2 separate regions of the Homo sapiens genome follow, and region 1 is linked to region 2. Evidence: chromatin contacts called from ENCODE Hi-C or POLR2A ChIA-PET data. All regions are on one chromosome and are shown on one strand. The core of a region is the stretch at or near the end of the contact, and the rest is flanking DNA. Distances in the headings are between cores, read along the strand shown.

Evidence for each region. A loop is a pair of places that touch in the nucleus more often than their neighbours do. ChIA-PET counts read pairs that join two places held with the same protein, here RNA polymerase II (POLR2A). Pooled maps may share reads with other maps.
Region 1: a loop to region 2 is called in a map of PC-9, with 9 times the contacts of the local background. The contact joins two enhancer-like sites. A Hi-C loop is called at or near these places in 1 of 168 maps with a recorded cell type or tissue (PC-9) and 4 of 50 pooled maps. POLR2A ChIA-PET finds 5 or more read pairs at or near these places in 1 of 52 experiments (BJ).

The regions. Positions count from the first base shown.
Region 1 is chr2:67,844,646-67,847,809 of GRCh38, forward strand. No RefSeq gene overlaps it. Among named protein-coding and RNA genes, the nearest start is that of LINC01812, 21 kb to the left of the region's middle. Within about 2 kb of position 1,851, at least 13 of the 41 ENCODE cell types and tissues checked have a DNase peak (open chromatin) inside an H3K27ac peak, as active enhancers do.
Region 2 is chr2:65,575,766-65,578,939 of GRCh38, forward strand. No RefSeq gene overlaps it. Among named protein-coding and RNA genes, the nearest start is that of LINC03050, 25 kb to the right of the region's middle. RefSeq lists enhancers at 665-1,864, 1,084-1,583. Within about 2 kb of position 1,371, at least 8 of the 41 ENCODE cell types and tissues checked have a DNase peak (open chromatin) inside an H3K27ac peak, as active enhancers do.

The DNA of each region.
Region 1 (3,164 bases), core at 601-3,100, 2.3 Mb after region 2:
GACATAGTATATAAATTAGAAATTACTCTACAACTAAGGGTATCTTACCCATATCTAGACCATGGCAATTAGGAATTTATTCAATGTATTACACATTGAAACATTATAATGGTGACTACAAGTTGCATTTAACATATGAATATATCCCAGAATCAGCCTTATAAGAAGGAGCAGGTAATATTTGTGTGGAGATATTTGAGGGAGCCCATGAACGGGAAAGGATTGTCCTGAACAAATAAGAAGGGCTAGAGGGGAGTGAAAGTGCGAAGAAACCACTATAAAAGGAGGTAACCGTCATAGTCTGAAAAGTAAGCTACTTTATTTTAAAATCCTTCTGGGAAACTACCATGCTATTATGTGTCAAAAAGCCGTAAGTAATCATAGCCTGCAGATTTATCTCAATATTTCTCCAAAAAGGAAATAATGTATGGTATGAAGATATTCATTGTAGTATTTTATGATAATGAAAAATCCTAAACATTCTGAGTACCCAAGGATAAGGATACAGATTAGCAAATTATGGTATATCCACTTAGAAGATTGTACATTCACTGAAAATGATCATTATAAAAATTAGGTGGCAAGTTGGAGAAAATGCCCATCAAAAAATACTAACCTAAAAAAAAGCAAGTTATGAAATTATATGAATGTTAACATTAAATGTATATTAAATATGTTTCTGTGGAACAAATAAGAAATCCTTATAATTGAAAATATTTGTATGACAGTCTCTATTTTAGCGACTTTGTATGGCAGTACCATAGTATTTAGAAAATTATTTTCTAATTTACAAGCAGTGAGCCCTGCTGGTTCCTCATCTTCAGCCTTCAGTCTTCACCTAGCATACGTCTTTTGCTCAGAAATGTAACTTCCAGTAACAAGCTGAAATTCCTGCTTCCCAGGAAAACCCACTGAAACCCAAACTCTCAGGGCAACATCTCCTCCTCCACTACAAGCCGTCTGCCTCTATGTCCATCCTACCTGAGGACAACTTGGACCGTTCAGAAACCAAAATGGATGGATTCCTGGAAGCTCCAACCCAACTAAGAAAGAAGCCAGACACCCCCAGCAGCAGATGGTTTAGTCTTACAGTTTTTATTTATTTTCTCTACACACCAGGAGAGGTTAGCTGATCAACTGGTGAGGAAGAGGGGGTGGGGGCTGGCCTTCTCTGCTTAAGAAAATGTCTGTTTGGCAGTGTGGCATTCACACGGGCGAAATGTCACATCTTTTATGCCACCGGTCCAGGGGAAGCCCTGCCAGGGGAGTTTTTATCAGTGTAATTAACACAAAGGCCCCCTTCTGTCTTAAAAACACAAGCCTTGGGGACACCGTAAGATGAACTGGCCATTGTTTCTGCACAGCACAAAAACTCCTTCCCCACTCCCACCCCTCCATCCCATTTATGGGGTTTCATTAAGGCCCACGGGTGTCCCTAACTTATTTATTTAGGAAACACTGTTATTGTCTTAATGTAAACAGAACTCAAGATCAGTTGACAGTTGGAATGGTCCAGCAAAAAGGTTTTCAAAGGCGCCTCCTTGGAAAGGGGTCTCTCCATTCAGCCCCCAGTTCCTGTATCATACTGCCAGCACTGTTCACAAAATAAACAAATGTTTGTTTTACAACATGGCAAAGGGGGCTCCCATTCAACGCTGGCCAGATATGAAAACAAACTTTCACATATAAGGGCTTTTGATACACATGACTTACTTGGATGACAAGGGGCTCGGCTGGGGAGTGCTTAAAGCTTATTAATATTGCACAAAAGACTTTTGTTTATCATTTCGCCGGACTGCCTGGGAATCACAAGACTCAAGCCGCCACCCGGCTGGTGTCCTCGCATTTCAGCAGCCGTAACGTGTGGAGATTGCGAAAGCACTGCTGGTTTGAAGCCAAAAACAACCTCTCCACAGACCCAGGTGAAAGAACTCCAAACTGCCGGCCTCTGAGAACCAGACTTGGAATTTATTAAGAGTAAAGGGCCAAGAGCTCCCCCTACGGGTAGAAAAAAAAATGGATGCCTTGAACCTGCCTGTTTGCAAGGGGGTAACTTCCAGAAAACGTGGAACCCACAGCCTGACATTTCTTCTAGGGACATTTCTTCTTCTATTCAAAAAGCCTGGGTCTCTGGAGAACAACTTTTCCTTTTTCTAGTTGACCAGCTCTATTCCCAGAACGTCTAACGAGACATTAGCACTCTAAAACACTCATGATCAAAAATCAGTCCTTTAAAAAATAATAATAATAATCAGTTATTTAGGCACTGGTTTGTTAAACTGGGAAGGGAATAGAGTAAATCAGATACGATCTCTGCCCTCTAGACTTACTCTGTCCAATACAGGAGTCACCAGCCACGAGTGGCTATTGGCCACTTAAAATGTGGCTAGTCCAAATTGGGATATTCTGTAAAAAAAAAAAAAAAAAAAAAAAAAAAAATGTATAAAATATCTCATTGATTTTTCACATTGACCACATGTTGAAATGATAGTATTTGGGATAAATTGGGGTAAATTAAATATATTAAAGTCAATTTCACCTTTTTTAATGTGGCTGCTAGAAAATTTTAAATTATGCATCATACACATTAGATCATATTTCTACTGGACAGTGCTGTCTAGACAGTTATATAATTATTAAGGCTTGTAAAAAATAGTGAAATCTTTAGCCCATGATATTAGTGATTTGTGCCAGCTGAGTTGATTTTTTTCTTAAGTACATTTATTCAATTCATTTACCAGAATCTCCTGAAAAAAGGGGAAAGTTAAAAAAAAAAAAATACACACACACTATGGCAGGCTTCCCTGCAAATTTTAGTTTGTTTTATTTAAATCTCAGCAAAATGGAAGTAAAGACTAGGGTTTGGGTTAAGGTCACATATGTTGAAAAAAAAAAAAAAGGTTTCAAAAGGAAATATGTATTTTATCTTTACAAACCCCTTCCTTCTGGCTATACTCTTTGTGTATTTAACTACAAGTAATTCCAAGAGGAAAAAATTCCTTCTACCAGAACCATCTTGCAAATTTGTTTTCAGGTCATTAGACAGAAGACATTTACTTTTTCCCTCCTCTCACAACTTCACCTACCTACTCAATCCCGGTTTTTAAGCAAATTTGGGATATGTAAGATAAATAGGATTATGTGAGTAATATGTGGCCCTAAAT
Region 2 (3,174 bases), core at 121-2,620:
AAATAACAGAGCCCTCCTTAAAGCAGGTTAAACAGAAAAGAGAATTTACTGTAAGGTTACATAGGTGGCTATAAGAGTAGGCATTCAATTTTTTGTCTTTTTTTTTTTTTTTTTTTTTTAGATGGAGTCTCACTCTGATGTCCAGGCTGGAGTGCAGTGGTGCAATCTCGGCTCACTGCAACATCCGCCTCCTGGGTTCAAGCGATTCTCCTACCTTAGCCTCTCGAGTAGCTGGGATTACAGGCACCTGCCACAATGCCCAGCTAATTTTTGTAATTTTAGTAGAGACGGGGTTTTACCATGTTGGCCAAGCTGGTCTCGAGCTCCTGACCTCAGGTGATCCACCCACCTCAGCCTCCCAAAGTGTTGGGATTATAGGCGTGAGCCACCACGCCTGGACTAATATGAGTTAGAAGTAAATGAACTAATTCAGGGATAGACACTTAATGTGAACTCAAGCCAGGAAGTAAGGAGCTTTCCCCTGACAACAGTGATTGAGATAGGAAAGGGGACAGGTTTAGGTTAGCACAATTAGTACGAAGTCAGGCCTTTGCTCAGTGACTGTGGGAGAAGAAACTCTTTGTCTGGTCAGTATACATAGCTGTGAGGTCTGGAGCTGTAGCAACCACTTGGTATCTTGAACAAAGCTAGATTTGAGATGATGCTGACACAGGAGAGAAGGCAATTGATGAAAGAAATGCAGAGCCAGAGCCCTGATCCAGCCACTCCTGAACCCATCACTACATTAAACTTCCCAAGTATAGCAGTGGTTCCCACTGGGGGCAATTTAGCTCCTGAAGGGATATTTGGCAATATCTGGAGACATTTTTGGTTGCTACAACTGGATGGGTGCTCCTGGCACCCAATGGATAGAGACCAAGGATGCTGCTAAATCCCCTATAGTATATAAGAGAGCACTCTTTCCTTTGCAACATAGAATTATCTGGCCCAAAATGTCTGTATTGCTGAGGTTGAGAGACTCTGACCTAGAGATTTGATTAGATCTAAGTTCTTTTTTGGGCAAGGATGCTTTGTAGGCACTGTGTACTTGCTTTTACGTCACAACAGGCTTGTTCTCTTGGCTTTTCTGGATTTCTGTACCTGCCATTGCTCCCCTCTCTCAGTGCCTGGTGAGCCCCTCCCTAGCCTCTCTCACAAGCCCAGTGGGCTGCCTTCTCCTTGTAAACTCTCCACACCCTGGCTCTTCTCACTATGGCATTTGCTGGGCATTTTGGGGCTCGTTGGTGTGTGTTTGGCCCCCACTGGGCTGGAGATCCTGGGAAGGCAGGGACTCAGTCTATCTTCTCTCGTGCATTCAGGACACTGGGACTGGTAGATCCTGATATGTAAATAAATCAATGACAAACGAATGACTCATAACTCGGATATTTGAGTTGGTCAGAGGCAATGTCTCTTTCTCTGTGGGCAGGAACTGAATCAACACAGTGGAATTTTCTTTTTCTTTCTTTCTTTTTTTTTTTTTTAGACAGAGTTTCGCTCTTGGAGTGCGATGGTGCGATCTCAGCTCACGGCAACCTCTGCCTTCCGGGTTCAAGAGATTCTCCTGCCTCAGCCTCCCAAGTAGCTGGCATTACAGGCATCCACCACCATGCCCAGCTAATTTTTGTATTTTTAGAAGAGATGGGGTTTCACCATGTTGGCCAGGCTGGTCTCAAATTCCTGACCTCAGGTGATCCACCCACCTCGGCCTCCCAGAGTGCTGGGATTGCAGGTGTGAACCACCGTGCCCGGCCAACACAGTGGTATTTTCACAAGTCCATTCACCTTTCAGCAGTAAAATGATGTAGCAAGATCATCCATCATATATACAATGGAATATTATTCAGCCTTAAGGAAATCCTGTCATAGGCTACAAGGATGTAGGTTCAAGCGATTCTCCTACCTCAGCCTCCTGAGTAGCTGGGATTACAGGCGCCTGCCACAATGCCCAGCTAATTTTTGTAATTTTAGTAGAGATGGATGAATGTGGAGGACACTATGCTAAGTGGAACCAGCTAGTTGCAGCAAGACAAATGCTGCATAAGTCCTCTTATATGAGGTATCCAAAACAGTCAGACTCTTAGAAACAGAAAGTAGAGGTAGAGTGGTGGTTGCCTGAGGCTGAAGGGAGGAGGAAAAGAAGAGATGTTGTTCAGTGGGTATAAAATTTCAGTTTTGCGAGATAAAAAAGTTCTAGAGATCTGCCGCGCAGCAATGTACATAATTAACATTAATGTACTGCATACTTAAAAGTGGTTAAATGGGCTAGGTGTGGTGGCTCATGCCTGTAATCCCAGCACTTTCAGAGGTCGAGACAGGCAGATTGCTTGAGGTCAGGAGTTCGAGACCAGCCTGGCCAACATGGAGAAACCCCGTCTCTACTACAAAATACAAAAATTAGCTGGGCGTGGTGCGCGCCTGTAATCCTAGCTACTCAGGAGGCTGGGGTAGGAGAACCACTTGAACCCGGGAGGCAGAGGTTGCTGTGAGCTGAAATTGCACCACTGCACTCTAGCCTGGGCGACAGAGTGAGACTCCATCTCAAAAAAAAAAAAAAAAAATTTAAGATGGTAAATCTTTTTTTTTTTTTTTTTTGATACGGAGTTTCACTCTGTCACCCAGGCTGGAGTGCAGTGGTGCAATCTCGGCTCACTGCAACCTCTGCCTCCCGGGTTCGAGCAATTCTCTGCCTCAGCTTCCTGAGTAGCTGGGATTACAGGCGCCCACCATCATGCCTGGCTAATGTTTTGTATTTTTAGTAGAGACGGGGTTTCACTATCTTGGCCAGGCTGATCTTCAACTCCTGAACTCGTGATCCACCCTCCTCAGCCTCCCAAAGTGCTGGGATTACAGGTGTGTGTATGTGTTTTTGAGACAAGGTCTCACTCTGTCAGCCAGGCTGGAGTGCAGTGGTATCATCATGGCTCCCTGCAACCTCCGCCTCCTGGGCTCAAGCAATCCTCTCAGCTCAGCCTCCTGGGTAACTGGGACTACGGGCACATCACCACACCTACCTAATTTTTGCATTTTTTGTAGAGATGGGGTTTCATCATGTTGGCCATGCTGGTGGTCTCAAACACCTGAGCTCAAGTGATCCACACGCCTCAGTCTCCCAAAGTGTGTGAGCCACCATGCCCACCTGGCCTAAGATGGTAAATCTTATGTCCTGTGTTT